Linked DNA regions of Mus musculus: regions 1, 2, 3, 4 and 6 are each linked to region 5. Evidence: chromatin loops called from intact Hi-C (ENCODE). Cell type or tissue: left cerebral cortex. All regions are shown on one strand. Region 1 overlaps Fstl1 (follistatin-like 1). Region 2 overlaps Timmdc1 (translocase of inner mitochondrial membrane domain containing 1). Region 3 holds the start of Fstl1 (follistatin-like 1). Region 4 holds the start of Stxbp5l (syntaxin binding protein 5-like). Region 5 overlaps Gm35833 (a long non-coding RNA gene). Region 6 overlaps Gpr156 (G protein-coupled receptor 156).

The links. A loop is a pair of places that touch in the nucleus more often than their neighbours do. Peaks named below come from ENCODE experiments on the same cell type or tissue, not always from the same donor. Only the 100,000 strongest peaks of a DNase experiment are listed, where the experiment ranks them.
Region 1: a loop joins it to region 5, with 7 times the contacts of the local background. A loop is called at or near these places in 25 of 42 quality-filtered maps.
Region 2: a loop joins it to region 5, with 6 times the contacts of the local background. A loop is called at or near these places in 3 of 42 quality-filtered maps.
Region 3: a loop joins it to region 5, with 2.6 times the contacts of the local background. A loop is called at or near these places in 3 of 42 quality-filtered maps.
Region 4: a loop joins it to region 5, with 5 times the contacts of the local background. A loop is called at or near these places in 4 of 42 quality-filtered maps.
Region 6: it touches region 5 in a loop (10-fold over the local background); 22 of 42 quality-filtered maps call a loop at or near these places.

Annotation. Positions count from the first base shown.
Region 1 is chr16:37,809,995-37,814,994 of GRCm38, reverse strand. The region is part of intron 2 of Fstl1 (follistatin-like 1); the gene reads right to left. Among named protein-coding and RNA genes, the nearest start is that of Fstl1, 35 kb to the right of the region's middle. In left cerebral cortex, CTCF peaks have their summits at 473 and 2,359; DNase peaks (open chromatin) are centred at 511, 2,377 and 2,831; H3K4me3 peaks cover 390 bases; H3K27ac peaks cover 3,463 bases.
Region 2 is chr16:38,504,079-38,509,078 of GRCm38, reverse strand. It overlaps Timmdc1 (translocase of inner mitochondrial membrane domain containing 1), which reads left to right. Exons shown (of 7, transcript NM_024273.2): 4 at 173-240; 5 at 3,589-3,667. Among named protein-coding and RNA genes, the nearest start is that of Timmdc1, 16 kb to the left of the region's middle. In left cerebral cortex, a CTCF peak has its summit at 2,809 (motif pointing right); a DNase peak (open chromatin) is centred at 2,808.
Region 3 is chr16:37,774,697-37,779,696 of GRCm38, reverse strand. It overlaps Fstl1 (follistatin-like 1), which reads right to left and starts at 2,642. Exons shown (of 11, transcript NM_008047.5): 1 at 2,545-2,642; 2 at 2,347-2,403. The coding sequence starts at 2,403. In left cerebral cortex, no CTCF peak of the experiment used is centred here; DNase peaks (open chromatin) are centred at 2,170, 2,260, 2,770 and 3,029; H3K4me3 peaks cover 1,545 bases; H3K27ac peaks cover 1,461 bases.
Region 4 is chr16:37,381,008-37,386,007 of GRCm38, reverse strand. It overlaps Stxbp5l (syntaxin binding protein 5-like), which reads left to right and starts at 1,050. Exons shown (of 28, transcript NM_172440.3): 1 at 1,050-1,198; 2 at 2,303-2,496. The coding sequence starts at 2,311. In left cerebral cortex, no CTCF peak of the experiment used is centred here; DNase peaks (open chromatin) are centred at 919, 1,511, 2,000 and 2,405; H3K4me3 peaks cover 4,724 bases; H3K27ac peaks cover 1,944 bases.
Region 5 is chr16:37,682,503-37,687,502 of GRCm38, reverse strand. It overlaps Gm35833 (a long non-coding RNA gene), which reads right to left. Exons shown (of 3, transcript XR_876061.1): 2 at 3,996-4,195; 3 at 2,205-3,120. Among named protein-coding and RNA genes, the nearest start is that of Gm35833, 4.2 kb to the right of the region's middle. In left cerebral cortex, CTCF peaks have their summits at 2,439, 2,639 (motif pointing left) and 4,717 (motif pointing right); DNase peaks (open chromatin) are centred at 3,000, 3,527, 4,253, 4,728 and 4 more places; H3K4me3 peaks cover 1,625 bases; H3K27ac peaks cover 3,461 bases.
Region 6 is chr16:37,945,335-37,950,334 of GRCm38, reverse strand. It overlaps Gpr156 (G protein-coupled receptor 156), which reads right to left. Exons shown (of 10, transcript NM_153394.2): 2 at 2,516-2,967; 3 at 1,984-2,120. The coding sequence starts at 2,611. Among named protein-coding and RNA genes, the nearest start is that of Gpr156, 31 kb to the right of the region's middle. In left cerebral cortex, a CTCF peak has its summit at 2,923 (motif pointing right); a DNase peak (open chromatin) is centred at 2,917.

The sequences.
Region 1 (5,000 bases), 130 kb before region 5:
ATAGGACCAGTTTGTTGGTGGTACATTCCTTTACTCCCACGACATTCACCCCCCAGCTCTGTGGTAGTGGTGGATAAACAAAGACAGGGATTCCCCCGGGGCCTCTGTTCCGCCAGGCTGGGCTGGCTGAATCACCCAAGGCTTCCAGGCCTTAGACGACTGGGCTGGAGCTGGTTACAAAACAACAAAGACAGAAGAGGCCTACGAATGACTTGGGTAACAGCAAAGTCCACATTTCCAGCCCTTGCCTACAGTGTATCTAAAGAACTCATACCTACAAGGCTTACTGTAACAGTAAATGTTTTAAACGGGGGAACCAGACACACACACACACACACACACACACACACACACACACACACACACACACACACACACACGGAAACAAAGTAGAGGCTTGAGAGGTGATGGGTCCATAATAGCTGCTCTGCTGCCACTTGGAGGCTGCTCTGCAAACTCCAGGTTATTCTTGTCTCCCATAAGCCCCCTTGCCTGCCATGCAGAGCTCTCATTGGTCTAGAACTCATTTGCATGCTCAGATCTCATTGGCTTAAATGCTGTTGCTAAACTAATTTTTTTTTTTAAAATGTTGCTAAGGAGAATTCAAAAAAGCTGGCAGACAGTGAAGAAAAGAGGAAGTAATTCCCAGAAGGGTGGAGGATGGATTTAGATCTTTGTTTCCTAAACAGAGAGGGGGAATAAAATTGAGCAAACTCTTCAGACAGACAGGGCTCTCCCTCTTGTGGGAGCTGTGTCTCCGAGCAAAAAGCAGAGCCAGAAGGGAATAGAAAAAGACAGTGCTGATTGTTATAAAAGACAATTCCAGTGGCCTCTTCAACTTCCCTGAGCTGAACACTTTAACCCCTGGGCCTATCACAGGAGCTGAAGATACACAAATGCACAAATCAGTGAGCTTTGGCATATGTCTGCATTCAAGGAAAAACTCAAATGTTCCCAGTGTGTACTTAACTAGTCCCTCTGATCCTTTAAACTACACATCTCCTCGTCTGTGGGGCAGGAGAAAATGGTGGGTGGGGGAGGGGGCGAGCATGATCAAGGGGACACCTTACAGGGCTGCTTGCAGAAGATCCTGCCGAGTTCAGAGCCTCATCTTGTCTCATGTGCATGTTTATTGTTTAGTTATTGGTGTGTGGGAGGGGCACACCAGTCAGGGCAAGTTTGTGGAGGTCAGAGGATGGCTTTTTGGGTGTGTGTGTGTGTGTGGGGGGGGTTCTCTTTCCATCGGGTGAGTTCCAGAGATTGACCTCTGGCCCTCTGGCCTGGCTACAAGTGTTTTTACCCAATGAGCTACCCCCTCTTCTCTCCTACTGTGGTAAATATTCCTAATAAACACTATTATGTGGAATCTGAATTCAACCCAAGTCATTTGCACAGGTAGCTCACTGACGTTATGTTTGGAGGAGAACACCTTTTTCTTTCACCCTAACAACTAGTACTTGAAGAGTGCAATTAAAAACGTGAATGTTTTCACACACAGCATTTCACCTTACTGCATGGCTAACCTGAGAAGAGCATGCATATGATTATTAGCTCCATTTTACAAACGAGCAATTTGAGGCCCCAAAAGGTCAAATAATTTGCCTAAGTTCCCCAAACTAAAAAGAGAGAGAGAGAGAGAGAGAGAGAGAGAGAGAAACCTCTATTCAGCCCACGGGTAACTAAGAATCCATTTGTAAACACCTGGCTTCCCTCAAAGTGACCTACTATGGTTGGTGCTACTTAAGCGCTCTATATGTTCCTAATTCCAGAGTCATATTATCCCTCTTTTACAGGTAGGAAAGCTGACTTGAGAGGCCCAGTAACAAAAAGCGATAGAGTTGGATGTTCCTCCAACCAAAGGCAAATGATTCCTTTATGTTTGGTTGATTCTTACATCCGTATGCATTAAGGTTAGGGAAACTATAATGGGAATATGGATGTTACAATAGCAAGTGTAAGGCGTTTAGATCCCATATGCAGCACTCATACCCAGCCCCCTTCTTTATCTGCCACGAGTATTCTCTTGCAACCCCCTTCCTTGGGTGCAGACATAAAACATTGAAGGTTAGAATTGTCTTGAGAATTAACTGAGCCGCGCCATGTGCTGTGTAACAGGAAGCGACTGTCACTACAGGGGGTGATTTATTTTCAGTTTCCCCTGCGAAATGATGTCACTGTCACCTTGGACTGTCATGTCCCCATTCTTCCCTGTCTCATTGACAGTGGAAAGGTACGCCAGTGCCGAACTGACAGGATGCAAAATGCAAAGGGCCCAGCAACCCCTGGAGGGCCTTTCATACAGCAGAGATGGAGGAGGCTCTGGTTATATAAGCGGTCTCTTTGCAGGTGATATATCTGTCAATAGGTGGCAATCTCTCTCTTTGTCTCACACAGCCCTGAGCCGCATTGCAGAAGAGCCTTCCTGGCTGCTGCAGCCCCGCTCTGTCCTTTCAGTGAGAAATACAGGCGTGAGGGAGAGGAGGGTAGACCCGCCAGGGACACAGGCAGAAGGATCTGCCAGTGTGGGAAGGCTGTCTATTCTGTGGTGCTCAAAGCCATTCCGTCACCTCCTCACAGTGAGTATGCTTGATTACAGACGTCAAGGTCAAAAATGAAGGGCACTTCCTCTAGGGAAGCATTTCTTTGTGCCATTCAAAGCTGTCCATTAAACCCCAACATCTTTGAGAAGCCAAAGTATTGGAGCCATTCCTTAAGGCTGTTGGAAAGTTCCTTAGAGTCATAAGTGGGCTTCTGTGGAGTGGCTGGTTCTGGCCAGAAAGTCTAAGGTAGTAACCTAGTCAGGGGTTGCAAAGGCCTTAGGCCACGGGCTGACATACTGATGCTAACTCAGCACCCACAACAGTGCGCGCCTCTGCAGACATCTGTGCTCACCATTCCTGTTCAGGTGTTGGCATTTTCAGTTGCATGTAACAAATGAGGAGTATTTGGGACTCAGAAAAGCTCCGTGGAAGCACCAGCGACAGGCAAGTCACGAAAGGGACACAAGTTGACCTAGTCCCTGAGTCTCCACAGTCCCTTCTCAAGTAAAGCCAAGAGAGGGTGCTGCAGGCAGAGGGGCCAGCTGCACGGCCTGGCACAGGGATGGCGTGCAGCTCTTTCACTATTTACACTGTTTACACTGTCATCAGTCATAATGACTTTTGGGAAAGATAACCACATTGGCCTGTGCACAGTCTCCATACAAGGTCTCAGGCATGTCCATTCTTACAAATGTGTGAACAGACACATAGACCTGAATGTACTCACGATGGATGAAGTATTAATAGGGGCTATGTTCTTTTTGTTTTGTTTTGGTTTGGTTTGGTTTTGGTTTTTTGAGACAGGGTTTCTCTGTATAGCCCTGGCTGTCCTGGAACTCACTTTGTAGACCAGGCTGGCCTTGAACTCAGAAATCCGCCTGCCTCTGCCTCCCGAGTGCTGGGATTAAAAGGCATGTGCCACCATGCCCGGCTGCGGCTATGTTCTTGAAGCATGAATACCTAGATGTAGCTTTAAAAGCCAACAAAACACTTGTATGGTGGCCCGTGAGAGACTGAGGCATGAAGATATTGAGTTAGGCTGTTGTGGGCTACATAACAAGATTACTGTCTAAAACAACAACAACAACAAACAAACCCAAAACTACAAAACAAAGCAAAAATCCCCCAAGCATCAACAATTAAAATAAATAAATAAATAAATAAATAAATAAACAAGTAATAAATAAATAAATAAATAAATAGAAACTCAACAAGCTTTCTGCTGCTGTTTTAGTTAGGGTTACTATTGCTGTGATGTAACACCATGACCAAATGCAACTTGGAGAGGAAAGGGTTCATTTGACTTCCACTTCTACATCTCTGTTCATCATCAAAGGTCAGGCCAGGAACTCAAGCAGGGCAGGAACCTGAAGGCAGGAGCTGAGGCAGAGGTCATGGAGGAGTGCTGCTTATTGGCCTGTTCCTCATGGCTTGCTCAGCCTGCTTTCTTACAGAACCCAGAACCACCAGCCCAGGGATGGCACCACCCACAGTGGGCTGGGGCCTCCCCCATCAACCACTAATTAAGCAAATTTGCTGACAGCCTGATCTTCTGGAGACATTTTCTCAAATGAGGTTCCCTCCTCTCCAGCTTGTGTCAAGTCGACATAAACTAACATAGCCTCCAATAGAAAAGCATTAGGAACTTGTAGCTAGGATCTTCCACCTTTGACTTGTCTCCATGTTGTCTTCTGAATGCATATGACAAGCTAGACTTTGAAGAGTTAGTCTCATGGCTAATTTCACACTACAAATTCTTCTGGGCCAATGAATGCCTTTTACCAGTTGACAACTTTCAGCTCTTGCATGTTAACGATGCTGTGTGATTGCATAGCAATTTTTAAATCAATTAAACTTATTTTAAAAATTGATGTGTGTGTGTGTGTATGTGTGTGTGGTGTGTGCATCTGTATGAGGATAACCTGTGGGTGCCCAAGGATGCCAGAAGAGGGTACTGGGTCTCCTGGAGCTTGAGTTACAGGTGGTCATGAGCCAGCACATGTGGGTTCTGGGAACCGAACTCTGGTCCTCTGGAAGGACACCAAATGCTTTTAAGCACTGCTTGGCAATCTTGGTGGGCTATTTTTCTTGTTCTCTCTCTCTCTCTCTCTCTCTCTCTCTCTCTCTCTCTCTCTCTCTCTCTCTCAAAGGAGCTTGACATTAAGCCCTTCCAGATCTGAGATCCTAACATAATGATTGCCCCAAGATGACATTCATTGTACCCTGGCCCTAGCCTCCAGCTGTCAAATTCAGTCTAGTTCCAATAAACCATTCTATCTCTCTACAAACCAAGGAACAGATCATCTTCAGCCCAAGGTTTTACAGACAGGTAATTATTATTATTATTATTATTATTATTATTATTATTATTATTATTATTATTATTTTGCATGCAAATAAAAAAGAAAGTTATTTGGAAAAAAACCCAAAAAACCAGTAGAGGCGATCCTGTGCCCGAGT
Region 2 (5,000 bases), 820 kb before region 5:
GTGTGCCACCACGCTCGGCTTGCATGCAGTGTTCTTAACAACTGAGCCATCTCTCCGGGCCTTACCTTCTTACTTCTAATAGGATATTTTGAAACTCATTTCAGTGACAGTAGCAGCCAGGAGATGAATGGCGTGTTCTTTGAGTGAAATGGTTTTCCCTCTTCTTCCCCAGCACAGTGAACACTGGACTAACTGTGTATCGAAATAAAGACGCCATGAGCCATTTTGCCATTGCAGGAGGTAAGGCAGTTTTATTCTCGTTCACATTTTAATTTCAAGTATGTTTAGAACATATAGGATTTATGAATCTGAACTGCAGATTTTTTTGATTGGCTTCACACTGTATCTTTCTCAACATTCATACAAAATGTACTTATGAATAGCCTCATATTTGACCCTTGGTGGTTATTAAAACAGACAGATCTTCCGCTTTCATTAAACGTTGCCCATGAGGACGGGCAAAAACAGATCCTGTGACAGAAAGTGACAAGTAGGTGTGACATGGATATGACATGGATGATGTTGGAGGAGACCTTTCAGATCATTTAAGCTGCCACCGGCAGACTGGGAAGGAGCAAACTGGAGGACAGTGGGCTAAACAGGGCGTCAAGAGGGGCTCTTCCCAGGGTTCTGTGGAAGCAGGGAGCTGTCTCAAGCACAAGGCTGGGAAGTAGCTTGAGGTGAGGCTGGGCTGTGAAGTACAAAGATCAGATTTTCCCATGGCAGGAGTTTGGGTTTCTTTCAAGCCCCATTCCTCTAGCAGTGAGAGACCATTTATGGAGCACAGGACTGCTGACATGCCTTTTATCCCGGCACGTGGAGCTCTCTAGAGAGGAGCACAGGAAATGCTGTAGCCAGGAAATTGTTTAAAACAGTTACAGTCAGGGGCTTCTGTCACCGTTAGCTTAAGGATTTGGTGATGTTTGGGGCCACAAGTTCAAGGCTAATCTAGGCAGAATCTAAAAACTCTATACCTTTAAAAAAACAAAACAGAACCAGAGAGAGCAATGATAGGGATCTGTGTGTGCTCAGGAAAGACGAGTGTGGGCCCTGAAAGCTGCTCTTCTTGGTTGCTTGTAACTTCTTCTGGGCACAGAAAGTAAAAGCCAGGAAAGATAAAGTAAACTGAAGCTTACATGCGTCGTTTTCTAAGCCACGGACAAATGCGTTGGCTAAAGGTAGACACTTTAGTCACAGCTTACAAGGAATTGTTGACTGACTCTTCCCAGGAAGCAGACATGGAAATCATAAAACTCAGAGCAGACATCAGTGCCCGTGCTCCTCAGGAAAACATATATACTGGATCTAGGCAGGCACTCCTGGAGAAGCAGAGCGTGTGAGGGGTGCGGTTCAGCTCCAGGGCTGTCTGCTTTCAAGCTGGGACTCCCAGCTCACAGCCATAATCCAGCACTTGGAGGATGGACGCAGGAAGATCACAAACTCACACTCTTTCTTGTCTGCATAGAGTTTGGCGCTAGCCTGGCCCACATGAGCCTTTGTCTCAAAAAGATAAAAAGTTCATTTTCAACAGTATTAACAGCAAGACATGGAAAAATGGGGTGTGGGGTGGGGGTTGGAAATTGCTACTGAAGGAAACTATCTCTTGGACAGACGTGACAAAGGATCAAGTAATGTCAAAGTGTAATGGTAATGAGTCTTCACGTACAGATAGATAAAGATAGGAAATTAGACAGTAGTCAAAGTAGCTGGTGTTGCTAATGCAGCGGTGGGAGTTAAGTAACAGTTCACTGCAGGACTAGGGCTAGGACTCAGTGGGCAAAGCACTTGCCATGCAGATGGAAGGGCCCGAGTTCAAATCCTCAGAACCCTGTGGGAGCTAGATACACAGCATAGGTGTCTGTGATTCCAGCGTTCCCACTGGGAGATGGGATGTAGAGACGGGGGGTCCTTGGACAGTTAGGGTGGAAAAACAACAGAGTGACCCTCGTCTTGAGAATGAGGAGCCATATCTGAAGTTGTCCTTTGAACTTTACATACATGCTGTGGTATATATGCACACATGCACATGAACGTGCATCATACACAAACACAAATGTACATTTTTACACTCACAAAAGTATTAAAAATTTGCTAAAGAACTCAACTGTAGATTTAAGCAAGCAGAGGGAAGCATCGTCCAGGCATGGTGTCTTCATAGCTGTAAACTCAGCGACTGGAAGGTAGGGGCAGCAGATGCCTCATGCTTGAGTGCAGTGTGGGCTGGAGAGTAGCAGAATGTGTGGAAAACAGTTTTTGTTTTCTGTTCTTTAAGAAAGGGTTTCTCCATGTAGCCCTGGCTGTCCTGGAACTCACTCTGTAGACCAGGCTGGCCTCGAACTCAGAAATCCATGTGCTTCTGGCTTGGAGCCATCCCAAGTTCTGTACTACCAGCCCAGCTATAAATTTTTTTTTTTAAGGAAGACAGTTGAAACAAGATCAGTATAGAAAAAGTAAATGAATATATAATAGTTAAATAGAAGTATAAACCTCAAACTAAACACCTAAAGTTTTTTACCACCTAAGATGGCATTAGTTGTAAAGAGGAAAGATAGCTGGGATGTATTAGTGCAGTTGGTGGAATGCTCCCGTCCTATGCACTGCTCTCTGGGTTTATTCCTCAGCACCACACACACTCTAGGTGGTGGTGCATGGCTACTGTACACTCAGAAATAAGAAAGTAGAGGGCAGAAGGTCAGAGGTTCAAGGTCATTCTCAGCTCCCTGCTGAGTTTGAAGCCAGCATGGGTTATAAAGCTGTGTCCTAGAATTGGAATTCTGGTGAGAAGAGGTGCACTCTGTGTATTGACCAGCAGGTGGCACTGTATGCTAAATGCTGCCTCTGCAGGTCTGCCTGATGCACAGTTTAGTACCCTAAGCAGTACAGACCAGTGAGGCTAGGAGAAGGCATAGTCTTCTGGGGCAGGTGAAGGGCTTTGTTGTTACTGTTGCTTGTTGTCGATGGTCGGGCACTTGGAAGGCAGAAACAGGCAGAACTCTTGTGAGTTCGAGGCCAGCCTGGTCTAAAGAGCAAGTTGCAGGACAGCCAGATCTATACAGAGATATTTATCTGGTAGGGGAACAGAGATGTGGGGGATGAAAGAGGTGAAAGGTGTGGAGGAAGGTGAAATAAACTGTCAACTTTTAAGAAGAAATGGGAAAGAAAAGACTGGGATTAGTGCCATAGGAGGGACTGAGGGTTCATACTTACAAAATGTTTTCTTTCTGACTGTAAAGCAGGCAGAAAGTTACCTTCATGGCTGTTACTACATCATTCATGCTGGGTTCAGAAAGCTCACTTACAGGTCTGTGTTTTTTGTTTTCTGTTTTTGTTTTTTTTAAACATTTATTATATGTAAGTACACTATAGCTGTCTTCAGACACACCAGAAGAAGGCGTCAGATCTCATTACAGATGGTTGTGAGCCACCATGTGGGTGCTGGGATTTGAACTCAGGACCTTTGGAAGAGTAGTTGGTGCTCTTAACCACTGAGCCATCTCTCCAGCCCGAGGTCTGTGTTCTTACTGTGAGAAAATAGAAGTGCAGCATCTAAAGATGATTTAATATTGTTTTCTTTCCCCTTTTTAATAGCTGTCACAGGAGGTCTTTTCAGAATAAACTTAGGTGTTCGAGGCCTGGTGGCTGGTAGTATAATTGGAGCGTTGTTGGGGTAAGTGTTCACTTGGTTTAGCCTAACTGTCTGTCTACTAAAGAGAATAACTATAAAGAGCAAATTTAGTCCTCCGAGACTTTAAAAGATATATGTCTTATGTCAACAAGGGCTGTGACTATTCAATTCCTTATTGGAGGGGGGAGAGGTTCTGAGAGGATTGAACCCAGGACAGCCAGAGCTACATAGTCATGGGGCTCTCTGTTCAGTTCCATTGCAGCTCTTTCCCATGTGATGAAGTAGACAGGTCATGTGAACATCCCGTCAGTCATCCTGTCCCCAGCTGTCTTTGCTGCAGTGCTTTTGACACTGCCTTGACATCCTTGCGCCTCGGTTTTTGGGAAGGCGCTTACAAAGACAGTCTAGTCCTGCCATCCTCGTGTTTTCCCGTTGACGTTCTTCTGAGTGGGTTACCCTTCCTCTCTGCTTTCCTACCCACCCACCTTCCGACCACTCTGTCAGGGTTGGGAGACACTGTAAATTACGGTTTTCTTTTCTGGAGGGAGGGGACAGAGAGGTTTGAGATGCTCTGTAGGCTAGGCTAGACTTGACCTTGTTATCATCCTTGATTTCCTGAGTGCTAAGATTATAAGCATGATATATCATGCATAGCTAGATTTATGGACTTTACAGGTTTGTTTTTTTTTTTGTTTTTTTTTTTTTTCAAGACAGGGTTTCTCTGTATACCCTTGGCTGTCTTAAAACTTATTCTGTACACCAGGCTGGCCTTAAATTCACAGAGATCTGCCTGCCTCTGCCTCCTGAGTGCTTGAATTAAAGGCATGTGCCACCATGCCCGGCTGATATGTCTCTACCTCCCCAGCACAGGAGTCCCCTGTCTCCACCTCCCCAGTACAGGAGTCCCCTGTCTCCACCTCCCCAGCACAGGAGTCCCCTGTCTCTACCTCTCCAGCACAGGAGTCCCCTGCCTCCACCTCCCCAGCACAGGAGTCCCCTGTCTCCACCTCCCCAGTACAGGAGTCCCCTGTCTCCACCTCCCCAGAACGGGAGCGCAGGCACATGCTGCCACACCTGACTTTTTATATGGATGCTGGGCATCCAAGCTCAAGTCTCCTCTCCAGGCCCTAATGAAGTTGTTTTGTTTTTTGGTTTTGATATTTATTTATTTTTATTTCATATATATATATATATATATATATATATATATATATATATATACATACATATATATATGTATGTATGTATCATTAGGTCCCTTGGAAGCAGTATAAATTAAACCTGGGTCCTCTGCAAGAGCTATAAGTGCTCTTAACTGCTGCCCCTAAATCAGTCTCTTAGGATGGACCTGGTGACATAGCAGCTGTCAGGTATA
Region 3 (5,000 bases), 92 kb before region 5:
CTCTGCAGGTTTTTCCTGGGAACTGAATGTTCTTCCATAGAGCTCCAGTGGGAAATTGCAGTGAGGGGCCCTTACTACCTGGAGTGAGCTGTTCTCTGCTGTGCAGTGGGATGAGGAGGCTGGAGTGAGGAGTAGGTTACTTAGAACAGATCGCAGACCTTGAGACTCACAGTCTCGTGCTGATGAGACACAGATTCCTTACTTCTGCAAACGGTTCTGTCTTTTCACAAAGTGGTTGGCAATTCCTAAGCTGGCTGAGAAATTAACCAGGAATTCACTTCATCTATCACAGAAGAGTAGCTCTCTTTTTATTGACTGACTAATTAATTATTATTATTATTTTTTTTTGGTTTGGTTTTTCAAGACAGGGTTTCTCTCTGTAGCCCTGGCTGTCCTGGAACTCTTTGTAGACCAGGCTAGTTTCGAACTCACAGAGATCCATCTGCCTCTGCCTCCTGAGTGCTGGGAACAAAGGCATGTGCCACCACTGCCTGGCTATTTTATCATCATCTTAATCATCAGGGTCTCACTGTTTAGCCCTAGCTGTTATGAAACTCACTAGGTAGACCAGGCTGGCTTTGAACTCACAAAGCTCTACCTGCCTTTGCTTCCCACGTGTTGGAATTAAAGGTGAGAGCCACTGGCTAACGGTGTTGAGGGCCATCACAAGGATGGAGGAGCATTCTTTAACCAGAGTTAAAAACCGAGGCTATTTCCTCCACTCAAAGAAAATGGCTGAGGGGCAAACGGGGCTCAAGGCGTATCTGAAAGGTAGAGGGAGGGGGTCACATACTGATCCACTTCCAAAGCTAATCAGTTATCTGAACACGGGCCATTTAATGAGTTTCCTTAACTTTGTTCCCTGCTCTGTAAAACGGAACTAACAAAGCCCAACTCACAGGGCTGAGAGGCTTTAAAAGAAATGCTAGAAGTGATCCGAGCAGACACAAAACACTTGGTAAAATCCTAAGCCCTCATGTTTGTAAGCGGGCCAGGTAGTGATGAATTGTCTGGAGTCTGGAGCCAGACGGCTTGGGTTTGCATCTTGCCCTCACTACTATAACTTATTTTGTAAGTTGCACAAACTTCCCTGACTCAGTTCCCCTATGATTAAAGTAGAATCTTAATACAAGTAGTAGCTACCTAATAAATACTTGCTGCTTTTATTTCTCTAGAAATAAAAATAGACTGCTTCTACCTCAATCAGTGATACAGTGAATTAAAGGAACACACACCAGTACAGTGTGTGCGTGTGTGTGTGTGTGTGTGTGTGTGTGTGTGTGTGTGTGTGTGTTTAAAGTCCTGAAGACTGTGTGCATTTATTAATTCTGGGATTGACTCAAGCTGTGATGCAAAGGGTGGGGCTAAACTGTAAAGTGAAAGAAAAACTCTGAGGGGCTATAAACCACCCACCAGGGAGCTATTTCTTTTGTAATGTGCATTCCATTTCTTCTCTCTCATGCGTTTTAATTCTTTCCACATTTCCTGCCACAATTATCAAATGTTTAGTTTCTGACCTCACTTTTCTGGAGACTGGAGCCCAGGGAATTTAGAATTGTTTATTTTCTGTCCCTAAACCTTTGAGTTAATGGAGGGGCTTGTGCCATAGGGTTTGTTGGTTTGTTTGTAGTGTCTCAGGAAGGTCACTGGAGTTGAAAAGAAAACAAGAGAGAGAGAGAGAGAGAGAGAGAGAGAGAGAGAGAGAGAGAGAGACTCTACATATTTTAGCTGGAAACCAGAGGCCCCCAAAGGGTAGAGCCGCAGATTCCTGCATTTGCTCAACCGAGTTTAAGGGGAAATTTGGATTATAAAAGACTCTTATAGGGCCCAGATAATAACAATGACAACAACAAAAATCCAGGACATTTTACAAAGAAGAAAATGCATTTCAGGAAATCTCAATTCACTCTATGAAGAAGAAAGGAAATTTCATTTTGCTGTTAAAAAAAAAAACTTTTAAGTGCCCCCCCCCCCCCCCCCCGGCTAGGAAAGACTTGGAAAGAAAAAGTCCGTAACTATTCTGTTTCCTCTGAAGTGAACAGAACTCAAGGCGCCTTTTTGAACTCTGCGGCTGCTCTGGCCGCCGCCTCTGCTCCTATCCACCCAGTCTGTCCTCTCTCCCCACTCCCCAGCCTCCCTCCATATTAGGCGTGGTGGGGCTCCAGCTTTTGGCCCAAACTATTTCAAGAATTGAGATCTAAGTTTGTTAGGTAGAATTTCTGCTCCTAGCGTGCCAGAATCCCACTCCATCGTAAGGCTGGGGGACCTTCAGTCCCACCCCCAGAGAGCATCCCTAGAGTGCACACTCGACCGCTGGGGCGCAAACCCCAGAGACCGGTCACCTACCTCGCCGTGGACCAGGGCGATGGTCACCAGCGAGAGCGCCAGCCATCGTTTCCACATCTGCGGAAGAGAGAAGAGGGTGAGAGTGAAGGCGCTGGGCCCCGCTCAGACCCTAGAAACTTCTTCGGGTCCCACAGATTCATCCCCCTCCTCCCAGCACCCTCGGTGCCCGCAGCGGCCCGGCCTCTGCACCGCGCTCACCGTGCTCGGGTCCGGGACTCCGGAGGACACTGGGCAGGGTGGCGGCAGCGAGTTAGAGGCGAAGGTGGGAGCGTCGCTTATCACCAGGCTCCGAGGAAGTCCGACCTGGGCTCGCCGCCCCTTAAGACCCCTCCTTCCCCGCCCTCCGGCCCCCCAGCTCCTCCCTATTCTCCTCCCCTTCTGCAGCGCTGCCCCCGCGGCTCCCGCTGCGCTCCCTCCTCCCGGCCCCCGCCAGTAGCCCAGGAGCGTCCATGCACCGCAGGCATCCCCGTCCTCTCCTAGACCCCAACCAAGAATCTTCAGATATCTCAAGAGAAGGCACTGGGTGTCCGTGTCTCAGGGGACCCTGAAACAAAGGCGGGGGAAATCACAGAAATCCCACGCCCGGGAGGGGCGCTGGCCTGCGGCAGCGGGGGGGTGGGTGGGGGTGGGTAACAGAAGGAACTCGCTGAGGACTGCAGTGACAACCAGATGGACAGTACAGTGGGCATCCATGCCAGGGCTGGGACTCGAACCTAAGCATCCCAGAGCCACCCTTCCTTGTTGAAAGGGAAAAGGGAGAGTAGAGGATGTGAAGGTATTACTACAGCCCAAGAAGGAAGCAGGCATAGGAGCCCAAGATGGGCTGGTGAGCAGAAAGCTACTTTGCGGTCAACTGTGGGTGTACTAGGGAGAGGGGGCAAGTGCCCTGCTCTGCAGCATTTTTATATGCTTCCCTCCAACCCAGGAACTCTAACCCCTCTCCATCTCACCAATCTCCCGTTAGCACCTTGGCCATTTCTGGAAAAGTCCCTCTTTGAGCCTTTGATCTCCACCAGTGTTTCTTTCCCCAGAGGTCTTCAAAGGTGTGCCGCCCCTATAATAAGAGTGTGGATCCCCAATCTCTTTCCTGCCCTGGCTTCCCTATCTCTGGCGGTCAAAAATAAATCTCTGTGTGACACATTTCAACCTCTGGTTGCCGACTCCCACTTTCTACCTGCTCAGCCCATTCTTGACAGCACTGAAAACTAACCGCCATGTTCTTTCGCTCTGGGGTTTAGACAGTACCGTGTCACATCTTCATTCACTGAGATACTTCATCCACTTTCTTCTCCCACACCAAATCCAACCTTTCTGCCTTCCTTGTAAGCACTCCATTTCACCCCGTGGCCGAACCTTTTCGTCTTCTCTTCACCTTCTTTGCCACACACCCCGATGCTCTCATCATACCAGGTATCATGGTGTGCTCTGAACTTGTCTTAGTTTATCGTCTACCGAGGTCTGCTGAATACCTACAGCTGAAGGTTTCAAAATTATGCCTAAATTCCACACTGAGATAGCCCGAGTGCTACACAGATGGAAACAAAAATGTAAACTCTGTTATGGGTCATATTGGAATGTTGGCCATGGCTTTAAAACAGCAGGGGCTGCAATGGGTTTGCTACTGCTGAACCCCAGAATCAAACACACCCCATAGGTACAGGGAGAGTTGGAAAACCTGCTTGTGTAAAAATTAGCTGCATGAAAAAGCAAAATTAATGAATAAAAATAAATAAATAAATAGTCACTGCCCTCTATACTTAAGAGGGGTGTGCTAGTTAGTTTTGATTGTTGAGTTGACATAGCCTGAAGCTAAGAGAAGAATTGCCTATTAGACGGGCCTATGTCTGTGGAGGCATTGACTTGATAGTTGATGTTGGAGGACCTAGCCCACTGTGGGTGGTGCCATTCTGTAGGCACCTGGTCCTGGGCTAGAAAGCTAGCTATGCATGAGCCTGCAAGCAAGCCTGCAAGCAGCATCCCTCCCAGATTTCTGCTCCAGGTTCCCACTTGGGGATCTTTCTGCTGTGACTCTCCTCAGTGATGGACTGTGACCTCTGAGATGAAATACACTCCCCCTAAGTTGCTTTTGGTCGATGTCTTTTATCACAGCAACAGAAAGGAAAATAGAACACAGAGAGAATGATGCATTCTTTGAAGCTCAGCAGTCAGGTGTTACATGCCTTCCTATTTGTTGGATCAAGATGAACAGAGCATAAATGCCCCCCATTGGCTACCCTGCCTGTCATTGTGCTAGATTTGAAGAAATGAGCTTGGATGTACTAAGGTTTGCTTCTGTCCTCTAATAACACCATTGTGTGCCCTCAAAACTTCCTGTGCTTTTCCCATAGGAGGGCTGTCAACATAGCCTAAGCGGTTTCTCACAGATATCTCCTGCTTACAAGGAGGCCATTTCTTTACGGAAAGTCTCTTGATTGCTTTCAGAACTGAAAATGAGTTTCTTTGCATCTCTTGCTTGCCCTTTTCTTGACAACAGCTTGGGGGTAGTAGAAAATACTTAAGTTTGAAGTCAAAACCAACCTGGCTTTCTATACTGGCATTGCACTTACCAGCTGCTAACCTTTGCCCTCTCCCAGCCTAGGTTCTAGCATCTGACAAATGGCAGTCATGATGCCCTTCAGGGGCCAGTACAATTT
Region 4 (5,000 bases), 300 kb after region 5:
ATCTCTGACAGAGAAAGGGATGGGTCTGGAAGTGGTGTTTCATACCTAAGATGTAGGACAGTAAATATTTGGGACGATTTCTAATGATCCCTGTTGCTTAGATTAAAGTGTACAGTTAGTTATGGACCTTGAGCCTTTTACCAAAAGCCAGTCAGGGCTCAGAACTACATCACCTTCTTCACAATGGTGCGATGTTTCTTTTTCCTGTATGGAATAGAGTATTTTCCAAAATGATTCAAATGAGAAAAAAGCTTAAGATGCATCTTGTCATGATTTGAGAGAAATGTTTCCTCAAAAATTTAATTTGTCTATGTGGAGAAGGGGAACGCTGGTCTATTTCCATAGGCTGTATAAAGTAGGCAAATCATTTCCTTAAGATTTGGAAGCCAACATTTCCACCGAAAACCAATTCATTTTGGTACAGATGACTTAATGGAGAGAACTAACAGTTTGTAGGGATTATTTACAAATCTACGTTCAACGCATATAGCAGGGCAGCGAGATCGTCTATTAGATGCACCTGGCCCTGGTGAGCAGAAATAGATTCAAGGGGTGCTGGGGGGTGGGGGAAGGCTGCAAAATAAGCCCGGTCCAAAAGCCGGGTCCACAATACAGTCCAGAGCACGACCTAAGGTAACCCTTTCTGCAGCCTGGGACTCCCGGAGCGCAAGTTCTCAAGCTTGCAAGCATTCTATTGATTCACACTTGCGTCCTTCAACAGGTAGCACCAATTACAGCCCCCAAAGCACGGCGCCAAGGCATACTGGCTAGTATGGCTGTCAATCAAATACATCACCTACTTTCCTAAATGATCCCCTCCTCCTGTCACTGGCTTTTTCTCTGACCTATCCCCAAACTTCTTTCCTGCCTGGAATCCCTAAGACTTAGGTCAGTGGAGCTTGTGATTGGCGAGAGGATGTCCCGCCCCCCTGGTGCCCAGAGTGCCCCGCCCCCGGCGCGAGAGTCTGGGAGGGAGGAGGGTGCGGGCCGACTGGGGCGGGGCCTACCTCCCACGGCGGGGGCGGAGCCTGAGACAGACCCGCCCGCTCGGTTAGGACCTCGGAGAGCGCCAGGCACCAGGACCAGAGGGACCCGAGAAGCGGCCGGATCCGGGCTGGACCTTCGCCCGCCTGTGAGCCTGCAGCCTCCGCGCCCTCCGCCTCACGGGCTGGCCGGCGGCTAGTGGCGTCTGAGGAAGGTGCTAAGTCTGGGGTCCCCAGGGACACCCGTGCTGTCCCATCGCGGCTTGCCCTCACACCTGTGCGCACGCCTGTGTGTGTGTGTGTGTGTGTGTGTGTGTGTGTGTGTGTGTGTGTGTGTGTGTGCCTGTGCAAGAGGGAGAGCGCGCCCGCGCAGCTGTCTGAGGTGCGTGTGGCTTCCCGGCTGTCTGTGAGGGCTCCAGGGCTCGTAGCCCGCGGTGGTAGCCTCAGCGCCCTGCTTGGCTGGGAGGGAGCGAGAGAGCCAGCTCTGCGCGCCCCGCAGGCTGAGGCGGGACTCGGGCCGCAGGCGTCACCGCCTCACATCCCCCGGAGAGCCGCTGCTGTGCAGAGGGGGAGCCGGGCGGGGAGGGGACACGGGAGACCAGAGGCGGGAGAGGGGCAGAAGAGAGGAGCTGGGGACAGGTGGAGGCAGGCGGTCCCCGCTCGCCCCTCCCGTCGGCTGTGGCCGTGAGTCACCGCAGATGTTTTGGGGTCTAGGTTTTTGGGTATATGGGATGGAAAAAAGCCATTTTTTTTCCTGTCCCCTAGTTTCTATTGAGAAAAAGGAAGCTTTGAAGATGATGGGATTGTGTGGGGGGGAGCCCCAAACATGGTGGAAGAGTAAATACTGGTTCCCCTACAACATCGTTTTTTCCGATAATAAAAATTTATGAGTTGACCCTGAAGAAGGAAAGCCCCCCTTTCAGAACAGTCCATAGGGTCTTGGTCTGTTGGGCTCTGGTTTGATTGTATAATAATGATGATATAATGCTAATGACGATGATGACACGGCCTTTTATTTTTACCCCAGTGCTGATAAAGCATAGCTACAGCTGGGGATAAAGCCCTTGAAAATCTGAATGTGCGAAGGAAGGAATACTGTTGCTCTTGGAGTTGTGTTCTCTTTATCTTATAAAGATATCCCTTTTAAAGTTAAAATTTGAGGACATGAAGCCCGAACCCCTCTTCCCCGTCGATTACATCCAATGCTCATAAAATGGGGACTAGCTACTCCTGCCTTGACTAATGAAAAGATAGAGGCTTTTGCCCCGTAAAATTCCATGTTTGTGACCACTTCTCTTTTCCTTTTAATTTTTCGACAGTGTTTAAAATGAAGAAGTTTAATTTCCGAAAAGTTTTGGATGGCTTAACTGCCTCTTCCCCTGGCAGTGGTAGCAGCAGTGGCAGTAACAGTGGTGGGGCTGGAAGTGGCTCTGTCCATCCAGGAGGGACTGCAGGGCTTCCGAGAGAGGAAATTCAGGAAAGCCTGACTTCAGACTATTTCCAGATTTGCAAGGTAAGTTTTGAATTGGCTTTAGGGCCTGTTATATTTCTACTTTACTGTTGTGAAGAAACAAGGAGACACACACACACACACACATACATTTGCAGGGCTGGAAATTGTTGAGACGTCAGTATCAAAGAGCCTAGTACTAAGTTGATTTGAATGAATAAAAACACTTTAGATATTAACTTTGGCATCGGTTTATAAGCAACAATGGTATTTTAAAGAGAAGGAAAAGACACACAAAAAGTAGTATTTCCAAGGTGTTAAAGCCAAATAAGTGGACAAAATACGTTTGTGTATACGTACTAAACTGAAGGAGAAATGACAGCCATTTGGCTTCCTGGGTTTTCATTCTGAGAAACTGTTATTCCTTTTCTCTGTCTAGTTGTAAAATGAATAAGGCTCTCAACATGTTGCTAGAATTAAGTAGATAATAGATTAATGTGCCCAGTGACAGTGTTCTAAAATTCTAGATATTAGAAAAAAAGGGATCTTAGACCCTTGATAAGCATACAAATCCTATGGGCTCAATTCTTGTGAGAACTCAGAATTCCCAGAAAAGCAAAGCAACGTGTTCTGATTCAGAGGAAAACATTTAGGCCATTATACTTTGATTTTGAGCTTCCAATGAACAAGCAGAATTTTGGACAGGGAAAGAAGATGAGAAATAGTAAAAAAAAAAAAATGTAACATTGCTATATAAAGATATTATAGTATTACTTTATGAGATGGTATATTTTCTTCATTGCTCTTTTTGGGTGTTACCTTTCAGTGTAATTTTGATATGACTTATATGAGAAAAAAAACCACCTTTAAGTCATTTGTATGATATAAATGAATATAGTTTTATAAATGTGATTGAATACATAATATAAATACATAATAAGAAAAATCAGGTTAAGTTTCAGTCATTGTCTCAGCTCTTCCTAGAAAGTTTATTATAAAAACATCAAATCTATAGTTATTAGTTTACTTAAGGCCCAAGTTTATTTAGAATTAAATAGATTTAATCAATTGTGTGAAATTTGAATACAATATGAAGTAATAGATATTATATCAGTTAAGGAAGAACTTAATAGCGGTTCTGAAACAAATATGTGAAAGAGCCCTGGAAGCCAAATTTGAATTGCTACACAGGAGAATCATGTCTTGATTATTTATTTCTATTTCCTTTCCCATATTCTGAAAAAAAATCCTAATACCCTCAAGTAATGAACGTGATAGTGATGCAGGAGAATTTTATTTCAGATAAAATTAGTATAGAGCAGGTAGACTCAAACCAGATGGATGATGAACAGTAGAGGCTGTAAAGCAAGTAGAGAAATTTTTAAATGAAATAAATTCAGAGGTATGTATGTGTAAATGCTGGAAATAAAGTGCAGCACACGGTTACCTCCAAGTTTCTTAAGAAAAGAGTGGTCATGACAAGTGGCAGAAGTTAAGTATGGTCTATGTCTGATACATATGGCATGGTAGGAAGGACAATGGCCTATGAATAAGTTTTTTTTTTTAAACATTTTAAGCCCTGCCATTTGCCAGCCATATTATCACGGGCAAGATATGTTTTTCTTCTTGGAACCTTGTTTCCTGCATTTGCAGTATGAGAATAAATATTTCTATTTTCCTTATATGAAAGAAAGCTTATTAGAATTTGAGAAGACAAGACGGTGAAGAGAATACACAGGGTGAGAGGGGTGATAAAATATTTATATTTTTGAAGTTGAAAAGATACCTTGTTTGTTGTAGAACAAATATAGCCATTATAATATACTTTATATTTAGGGTAATAAGTTTCAAATAAACTATGAGGTTAGACAGTTGTATTAGCTATGCAGTAATTGTACTGCAGTCACACCAAGTATGGAAAACACAATAGTATATTTGACTAGGACTACAGTTAATTTAAAAAGTGATTATGTAACTATATTATAGGTAGCATAGTCTATAATGGATATATAAAGTAGATTAAGGAAAAAGCAAAATTAGAGCTGTCATTGGGATGAGGACTTCTTTTAGGCTTACTGATCAAGTGTGCAGAGAAGATTCTTTTGTGAATGATAAGACATCAGCACCTTCTGGACACTTTTATCTTTTTATTGTGGCTAAAACTGAAGTGTAAATCCAGATTCTGTTCCCCACCAAGCCTCCCTCGACCATCTGAATCCTCAGATCCTATTTGCTCTGTGTTTCTGAATTTTGTGCCATTTCCCATCCCCGGTACTCATTCCTTGCATCTTACTTTCTTGATTTGTGTCTTGAAAATACATTCTGATCTATCCTCACTTCATATTTTACCTTATTATACTTCATTTTGTTGTAATAATGTGATTACCCGAATGCAATGTGATTTGTTTGGCAGGAATTCTATGTTAGTTTCCAGAGAGCAGTAGTTCTCTAGAAACAAAAGTCTTTTGTTATACTCCAGTAAAATCAATTAAGACAAATAAATGTGATGTTTTATTAACTTAAGTTTATTTGATGAATTATAACAAGCTGTACTGCCAATCAATACT
Region 5 (5,000 bases):
GAAAGAGCTAAGTACAAGCTCGTGAAACAAATGATACAGAGGTAGCTCAGAGAGCACGTGAGCTGGCGGTGGTGGGCGAGCACATTCTTCCTCTGCCTGTTGTTCCATCTCCAGATGTTGCCTTCTGGGTTCTTTTGCTTTCCAGTCTAGACAGGACCCTGGGAGCTTGCTGCGGTCATGCCTTCTCCTCCCAACCCCGCCTGCCTCTCCCTCCATCCCCGCTCTGTGAGAGATTACCTTCAGTGTTTCAGAACACGATTCTATTCTTTAATAAATGCCGGCAGAGGCAAGACAGTGCCGGGCCACGCTCTAACCTAGATGGTAGCCTCACTGTTAATCTTTATAACATACCGCACCTGCTCCCCCGCCCCCCGGCTCTCCCACCCCCACCCCCCGACAGTTTTGCTTATGTCTTCTGGTTTTTACTGATTAGAGGTGGGAAATGGTAGCCCTTCAAGGTTTCCACTTGGAAGTCGCTGATAAAGATTTAGCCATAATGAGCCCCCTTGCCCGACCTATACTTGCCCAGACCCCATAATTTTAGAAACATATCTTATCCACTCGCCTGCTTGATTACATCTTTCCCCAGCTGCTCCACTACTTGACCACAGTGCTCCTGTCTCCACGGAGCCCCTTCCCCATCTCTTTTCTTAGAGACCCGCCTCTCTTCCCTACCTAAGGAGCATTTCCGTCTTTGAATTTGAAACAGCATTTGAAACAGCTGTACAAGGACACAATGTTTAATTTAGGAGCTGAGTCTGTAGGAAGGGGTTCTTTGTTAGTTTCCAGAGTGATGCAAAGCTTAATTTAGAATGCAATGTAACTTTCATTGTTGTTCTTCTGGAAGTCAGAGCGATTATGGATTGTGCTGCAGAGGCAGCCTGCCTGATGATGCTCCTATTTGGCAGTACTGGGGGGAGGGAGGAGTTGTGGCAGTTTCATCTTTTATTCTCCTTCAGAGATACTGGAGAGGTGTGCAATGGGAGCATTTATATTCAGGGCAGACCTGTCTCATTCAGTCTTTGTAGCCGGCCAAGGCCCTGCAAAGGGTGCTGTTAATGCTGGATTGAGTCACATTGACTGTTTGCCCTCTACCTCCTACCTGGATCTTACACGTAGCCCTATTAGCATCTGGAACTAGGAAATGAGAGAGAGCAGCCGCCTAGTACTAGCAAGGCAAGGACTTAGACAAGACCTCAGCTTCCTTCCGTTCTTGGCTCCTGGAGAAAGCTAGCATGGCTAACTCGAAGGGTATCATGCCCTATCCAATCTAATTAGTTTCTTCCTCTCAGGGACTCATGTGACTATTAGTGGAATGGGAGGTGGGGCCATGGGATTAGGAGGGCCATCAATTAGGAGAGCCATCAATTAGGAGGCTACAATAGTCACACCACCACAGCATCAGATTTGAGAGAGAGCATGCCTCCTCAGTGCCTCTTTGAGCTTCAGGCCAAGCAGCTTCTGCTAGTTGACTGGCATACAATCTTCCGGCATTTTACAAACATGCTTAGCCATGTTTTCTAGATTCCCTAGGGTCTAAAAGCCCAGGAAGAGAATGTAATCTCTATTTTCTTCAAAGATACACACACACACACACACACACACACACACACACACACACAAGTAATTGCAAGTTTGAAGAGAAATACAAGGTTCCCCAAGAGAAATGTTCTGTAAATAAAGGTAGGTACTTGGCCTGGGGTGTGGTACATGCCTTTAATCCTAGCACTTAGGAGAAGGCAGAAAAATCAGAAATGCAAGGATAGCCTTGGATACACAGTGAGTTCAAGCCAACCTGGGCTATATGAGGCCTTATCTCAAAACAAATGAAAAGGAAAAAGTTCTGGCCCCCCCACACCCAGAGAACCTGAACCTCACAGATCAAGGGAGAGTTAGGCAGAGAGCAAAACTGCTTTTCCACTTCTTATCTGGATCACAGCAGTCCCTAACTCTAAAAATTCCATTGTGCTCTGGAACTGTTCAGGAGACTGTTGTTCAAAAATCAGAAACCCCACAACTGGAGTTATCCGCTTTAAGCTGACAGTGCCTTCTCTAAAATACCCAGGAGACCCAGTCCTGGAAGTTAAGAGACAGACCGAAGTCACTGTGGGGTAGCAAAGGGCCGCTTATGCAAAGACAAGGACTTGAAAGATGCGACCTCACGGCCACGTGGTGGCGGACTTCGCCATTTTTGCTTACCAGCGTGTTTTAGATTTTATTCAAAGTGCGGGGCTTTGATGTATTTGTCTGGGGGTGGGCTCACCCCCTTGCATTTTTCGTAGGTTTTACTAGTGACTCGAGGATAGTGAAGAGAAACAAGAAAGAAACTTAGACACAAGAAAGTCAGGAAGACAAAAGAAAGGCACGGAGCCCACAAGAGCCTGGGAAACCGATGAGAGACTTAGGAGGAGGGGGCGGGGGATTTGAGTCTACAGACTCCGGAAAACCTATTAAGGCGTCCTGGGAGAAGGTCGCTGGGTCCTTCAGGGTGGGAATCAGGCTGTCCGGGTTGAAGCCTCTCGGGATTAAGAGCTGAAGAGAAACCACAAAGGTTCATTGTTTTATTTGTGCCTTGACTTGGCTCCTGACCATCGGATCGCTGGAGTTCTGATAAACGTCCTGAGCTCCCCCTACTGGCTGCCCTGAAGAACGTTACCATCTGGATCCCAAGAGAAATAGGATTACGTAACCCCAGCTTTGACCACTTAAGACTTTTATTTTCTTTCCCAAGGTCTTGGCTTTTCCAAATCCTGCTGCCTAATGCCAGAGCTTAAATGCCCTGACTGATTGCCAAGGTCCCAAGGCCCAGAGGAGGCAGTTATGAAGGGGCCATGCTAATGGGAGGGCATGCAGGAGGGTAGCCGAACAGACTTTTTTTTTTTTTTTTTAATATGTGTCACGCAAATAAAAGTGCTGCAAAAATTCCTAAAAAGGGGGACTTTTTCTGAACTTTCATCTTCTTGCCTCAAATGTGACGCTGGCATTAAACAAGGCCTCTTTGCTTAGGGGGCGGGCCTGCCGGGTCTAGATAGGAAGCCATCCAAAATAAGCCATCCAACTCCATAGCAGCGAAGACGCACCCGGCTCTCCTTTCCTTCCCTCTCCCCTCGGTCTTAAGCTCTGCAAAAGACAGGAAGAACTGAGAACAGCAAGAGCAGAATGTTCTCTGAAAGACAGAAGAAAAAATCTCTCTCTCTCTCTCTCTCTCTCTCTCTCTCTCTCTCTCTCTCTCTCTCCCTCTCCCTCTCCCCCCTCTCTCTCTCTCTGTGTGTGTGTGTGTGTGTCTGTCTGTCTCTCCTCCCTCCTTTCCTCCCTTCCTTCTTCCCTCTCCTCATTATCTCTTCCTTTCTCTCCCCTCCCCCTCTTTGTCTCTGTCTCCCCCTCCTTCCCGGCCTCTCCCCCTCTTCTCTCGTCTCCTCTCCTTAAGGTTGATATTAAACAAGGTAGAAGCCCTGTCCTTCCTAAAGGACACAAAGGCTAGCCTTCTGTATGAGAAATGCCAAGTCCAGAGGCAGCGGTTGAGGGAGAGACAAAGAAGGACCTCCAGCGTTGAAGCAACAGGAACAGAATATAGGAGCTAGCAGCTGTTGACTGGAGCAGCCACACCCGTGGGGAGTGGTCCTGGGTTAGCAAGGGAGACCCCTGGGCAATAGGCAGAGGGTATGAGCATCACGTGAAGGAGGGGCAGATTTTCAGATGTGTGACTAGGATGCTTGTTCCCCCCGAATGGACCGTCTTATGCCCCCTCCCCTTCTCTTCAAAACCTCCTCTTCACAAATTAGCAATTTACCGGGAGAGGCACAGTGGCAGAGGCCAGCCTGGTCTGCAAAGTGAGAACCAGTCTCAAAACAAAACAAGCAACTTTCCTTTCATAAAAGAGCTATGCCTCTTTCAGGGTCCCTAAATGTCCCTAAAACATTGTTCAGGGTGGTAGCATGAGGTTATTTTCAAAGGCTCTGGGCAAACATCCAAAGGATTCCTTTTCTTTTGTTAACCTGAAGGCAAACCACCATTGGTTCACAGCCTTGCAGGGAGCAGTGCAGCTCTCCGGAAATGGCCACTTGCTCTTTCGTTCCCTCAGGACGAGGTAGCCGCCTTTCCTTTGTCCTTCTGCCAACCTCCACGTTTTCCTCTCACCATCCAGCTGGTTGACACTGGCTCCTCTTCTTTCCAGGGCTGACTTTGTGCTCTGGGTCTGCTTGCAGGGTGTTGATGTAGGAGGAGAAAAAAAAGAAAAGTGTTGTCATGTGTTCGTGGGATCCCAACACATCTGACACTCTGCAGGGATCTGGCTAAGCTAAGCGCATATTCCACAGAAGTCAAGGGGACCCTTTATTCTATCTGCAAGACACCTTTGCAAAATTCCTGGCAAATTGACAGCCTCCAAATTATACCTCCCGTTTTGAATAGCCCTTGCTTATTGTCACCGTAGAAGAGGATTTGGGGGACTTGTGAGTCCATGGGAGCAGAATGGCCTTGACAGACACTGCAAAATACAAATAATATTTATTGCCAATGAAAGATTCACAACCGAAACTAGTCAAGCTCTGCTTCGGTTGAAAGGGGGTAAAAAACAGGCAAAAGATAAATGCTCTGAGCAAGATGAAATGTCTGTGTTGCAATAGCTGAATGGATTGTAACATTTTCTAACTTGTTAGTCATAAGGTAGAAGAAACCTACTCAACTGCCCCTGCTATGGATGCCTGCCGATCATGGCCAGCAGGGGGCAGGTTTCAGTCAGAGATGGGAAATTATGGAGCGCACAGCCCTGTTCCAAGCTTGTAGACTGTTTATTTGGTACTATAAATTTCCCCTCTCAGTGTCTGCTTCACACACCACCCCCAGGAACCATAATCCAAGGTTCTTCATAGGTTCAGGGAGATGATCGTTCAAGTAACCAGGTCCTTGACATAAAATTGTCTCTATATATTAAGAGCTTGGTAAAAAAACAAAAAGGGTGGTTCTGTATTCCCCCCTCCCCCCACTGGGTGCCGCAAGCT
Region 6 (5,000 bases), 260 kb before region 5:
TTTTAGTCGTGCTACCTCAGGGGAAAAAGACAATTATCAAGCTAACCTAACTATGAACCCTGTGAGCTACAGAATTGAGCTTTCTGAGAAGACATACCTGTGTAACAGCAGAGGGAACACTATGGGAGTAACTGTTTTTAAGTGGATTTGAGACCTAGTCCATGAAAAGGAACCTGTCCCTGAGACTGTCAGCAAGGTCCAGAACCTACGGATTGTTAGGTCATGGGCCCCGGGGGGAAAAAGCCATACTATTATTCTGCTAAATCAACACAGCAATAAAATGGCTCCTAATGACTTATTGGTTCAGCCATGGATCAATACATCACTCAGCCTTCGGCGTCTTCTTGTAGGTGGCAATTTATACAGAGCTTCACAGCTGCTCACCATGCAAACATGAGGAGAGGGCTTAGCCTTAAATGGGCTGTCTCATATATCAAAGCCCCCACCTCAAGGCTCATGGATCTATGAGGAAGAGGGTCAGAAAGACTGTAAAAGCCAGGCATAGTAGTAGATGACTTCAGGGAAACTGCTTCCTAGACATAACCGGACATGCATACATGCACACATACCCTTATGCATGCAGACACACAGACAGACAGACACACCCTCAGACTGAAATGAAGCAGATCATCTGATTGTTTTTGTTTGTTTTTGAGACAGGGTTTCTCTGTGTAGCCCTAGCTGTCCTGAAATTCACTCTGTAGACCAGGCTGGCCTGGAACTCAGAAACTCGCCTTCCTCTGCCTCCCAAGTGCTGGGATTAAAGGCGTGTGCCACCATGCCTGGCTGAATTATTTGATTGCATTGTTGCTCCTTTGAACAAATTTCATTGTCCAAGATGGCACTTTTTAAAATGGGCTATTTTATCTTTCCTTTCATGAGCTACTTCACCACATAATGTATTTTGATCCACAGTGTTTATCATCTTGTTCTTTATAAATACTCTGACTTAATAAATTTCATATATACAGCAGTTATGGTTTTCTAGAAAACCATGACTAATAGAGTAAGTCCCAGGTATCCACACGGCTACAAGCATCAGATCCTTCTCACATGGGCCTCACTGCTGGGCAGCCTACAACGCAGCAGCCTAGAGCAACCGAGAGAAGAACAAGACCCAAGATGGAAGGTGTCATTTCATACCCTAACAACTAAAGGGGCACACTCCATGGTAGTCTCAAGTTAAAAGCATCATTTCCTTTTGGGGGGGAGGGATGTTTAAATTTTTTTCTCTGGTGTCAGAGGACAACTTGTTACAGCTAGTTCCTTCTACCATGTGGGGTGTCAGGGATCAAAATCAGGTCCTCCAGCTTGGCAGCTAGATCCTTTATCCACTGATCCACCTCCCTGGCTGGGAAGGGAGAGACTATCTCAAACTCTCTATAGACAAGGATGACTTTGAACTCCTAATAGTCCTGCCTCCCGCTTGAGCTCTGGGATTACAGGCAAGCATCTGGGTATACATGATGCTGAGGACTGAACCCAAGGCTCTGTGGATGCTAGGCAGGCACTTTGTCTACTGAGCTGCCTCTCCAGCCCAAAGTTTCTTTCGTTTAAGTGAACAAAGCTTGCCCCAGAATGCTTTCAGCTACTGGTTTACTGGGAGCAAACCACATGAGAGATAATGATATCATTGTATAATTTGCTGACAGGGCGCTAGTTTACATTATAAAAATCGTGTAGGTCTCTACCCCATACTCATGCCCTTTACGGTTCTTTTCTTGGCAGCACTCACCACTTGGATTTAAGCATCCTTTCTTCCAAGACCACCAAGCACACTTACTGTATCCATTATGTGTCAGTCTGTTTGAAGTGTTAGAGGCACAGTGGGAAGCATGAGAGACAAGGTCCCTATGGTCACTAGCTTTGCAGTAGGGGGACCCTAGCTAGGCCTAGCCGCTCTTGGTGCCAAGATGATGTCAGCATTCTGGATTTCACAGTTCTGGTTATAGGGGTTGAGACTCTAGGCAGGAGGCTGCTTACCTGTTCTTCCTGCAGCGAATTGTGAAAGCCAGAAAGAAGAGCACCAGAAGTAGCCCACAGCTGAGAAAGGTCCACATAATCCCCAAGAGGGCAGGAGACAGTGGGGAGGCGGCTGTACTACTGTGCTGGGACTCAGTCTGGAGGCAGAAAAAAAAAAAAAAGGAGAGGTTAATAATGAGGGATCACGCCTTTAATATGAGCCCTCACACTCAGGAGGCAGAGGCAGGCGGATCTCTGAGTTCCAGGCCAGCCTGGTCTACAGAGCAAGTTCTAGGATAGCCAGGGATACACAGGGAAACAAAACCAAAACCAAACAAGCAAAAGAATAAAGGATCTATAGATGGCACCAAAGTAGGGCCATGCTTGTGCTACATGGACAGTTCCTCCTCCTCCTCCCTCTCCCCCTCCTCCTCCCCCTTCCCCCCTCTTTCTGCCCCTCCCCACTCCTCCTCCTTCTCTACCACTACCACCATCACCATATTTATGTCTAGTCCCATGGCATCTATATAACGCCCCATGGCTGTTCACTTACAATGGTTGTCTTGCAAAGATCATGAAGGGGTCTCCGATCCAGCTCTTGACCAGGAAAACTGTCACAAAATTCAGAGCAGTTGATTTCTGGCTCCATGTCACCCCATGCACTTCTATGGGCATCTACTCAGTCTTGGCTATTCCCAGTCAAGGATGCAAACCGTTCGCTGAAGCACAGAAACAACTCGAGTCTTTCTGCCAGAGGCTCCATCTCAGAGTTGCCTCCAGAGTCCAAATCCAGGATTAAAAAACAAATGGCTCCAAGTAGAAGTGAAAGGTTGTTTCATTAGTCTCCTTCATCATGCATATTTGAAGAGCAAATGTTCTTCAGCTGGTTCCTGGCTCCCAGTGGGTAGCACATGGTCAAGAGTGGGCATCTCAGGTCATAGAACGAATTGATTCTGGCTCACCACCAGAGGGCAGTCAGCACTCCACGTGCTCCCACACTGGGCCCTGGAGGGAAGCAATCAGACTGGTTAACAAACATGCACACGCAGGTTTAAAATGGTTTTAGTATCTCAGCTATACATGGTTACATTCTATCGTGTGTAGGTATATGCTTATAAATATCGCAACATTTTAAAGTATAAATGTTACTTTTGATTCATAAGGCACATCATCCCCTTTTCCCTCCCCCAAATTCATGTCCTAAGATCTTTCCACACAGTTCCTTGCTTAACCTCTGTTTGATCCTAGGTGATTCTGGGATCAAGGGCCCATATTGTCTCTTGTCTCTCAGGATGAGGAAGAGCCTTCCATGTCCAGACAGCTGAGTTGCCCAAAACGTGTACTGGTTTTTATCTATTTATTTAGTTTTTTAAAAAAAGATTTATTTATTTATTATATGTAAGTACACTGTAACTGTCTTCAGGTAGCCGAGAAGAGGGCATCAGATCTCATTACAGATGGTTGTGAGCTAGGATTTGAACTCAGGACCTTCGGAAGAGCAGTCAGTGCTCTTAACCTGTGAGCCATCTCTTCAGCCCCCATATTTATTTAGTTTTTAAATTTAATTAAACATTTATTTTTACTTATTCACTTTACATCCTGCTCACTCCCGGTCACCCTCTCCCACAATCCTTCCCCCACCCCCTCCCCTCTTCTCTGAGCAGGTGGTCCCCTCCCCTGGATATCTTCCCCACCCGGAAACTTCAAGTCTCTTTGAGACTAGGTGCTTTCTGTCCCATTGAGGCCAGACATGGCAGCCCAGCCAGAAGAACGTATCCCACATATAGGCCAGAGCTTTGGGATAGCCCCTGTTCCAGTTGTTCAGGACCCACATGAAGAACAAGCTGCACATAGACAACATTTGTGTGGGGAGGCCTAAGTCCAGCCCATGCATGTTTTTTGGTTGGTAGTTCAGTCTCTGAGAGCCCTGGGGGTCCAGGTTAGTTGACTCTATTGGTCTTCCAGTGGAGTTCCTATCCCCTCTGTGTACTGGCTTTTAAATTGTCAGAATCACGGAGCTGCCATGGGTTAGTTGGGTTCTAGGGAGAGGGGCTGAGTGACCCACTGAGGAGAGATTATTACGCTCAGAAAATATTCATAATATGAATACTGTGATCAGAAGAGAAGCCAAGACAGACACCTGCAGTCTCAGTGCTTGGAAGGCCGAGGTGGGCGTGTAGGAGTTGGCCAGCCTGGCTACAAAGCAAGATGTGCAGAAGAGAGGGAGGGGAGGAGAGAGAAGTGGATGGGGCATGTGGTCCACGGGTCACAGACTGGACATGCCTGAGTCTTATCCCTACATTTGAAAACAAACCCATCTTTTAATAGAAAAGATAGATTTGGGGTTAGTCACAGGAATGTAAGAGGTTGCCATTTCTGCTTTGTGTTTTTGAAAGCACCTAGTATAGCATCTGTGTGTGTGAGTGTGTGTGAGTGTGTATGTGTGTGTGAGAGTGTGTGTGAGTGTGTGTGTGTGAGTGTGTGTGTGTGAGTGTGTGTGTGAGTGTGTGTGTGTGAGTGTGTGTGAGTGTGTGTGTGTGTGTGTGTGTGTGAAACTTGGACAAATATTAGATGCTACTAATCAATAGTCACTGAACACTAGACCCATGGTTAAAGCAGAACAATTGTGACAGGTGCTGAGTGCCGTCTTTGGAGTCTGTACTTAGACATAAACAATACAGCACCAGGTGTTGCCCTGTCACTGGACTCTACCATATTCTTGAATTATTTACCAGCTTCATGACAGAGCAATCACGAGAAAATTAGAGTCCGCTGTCTCCCATCCAGCATTTGAATTCTTGTGCTGTCTGGACAGATGACTGAATATTAAATTACGAAGCAAACAAGGCATGGCTATTCGTATCCTAATTTTGTTGGAATTCCAACAGAAAGGGTCTTTCTCTCTTTTTTTCTAGCCACACCCTACTTTCCTACTGAGTATTCTAGCAATGAGCAATGTGAGGAGTCACAGAGCAAACTACACTATGGTAGTCTGGAAGGACGTGTGTTTTTACATTGTCTTCTCCATCTTAGTGGTA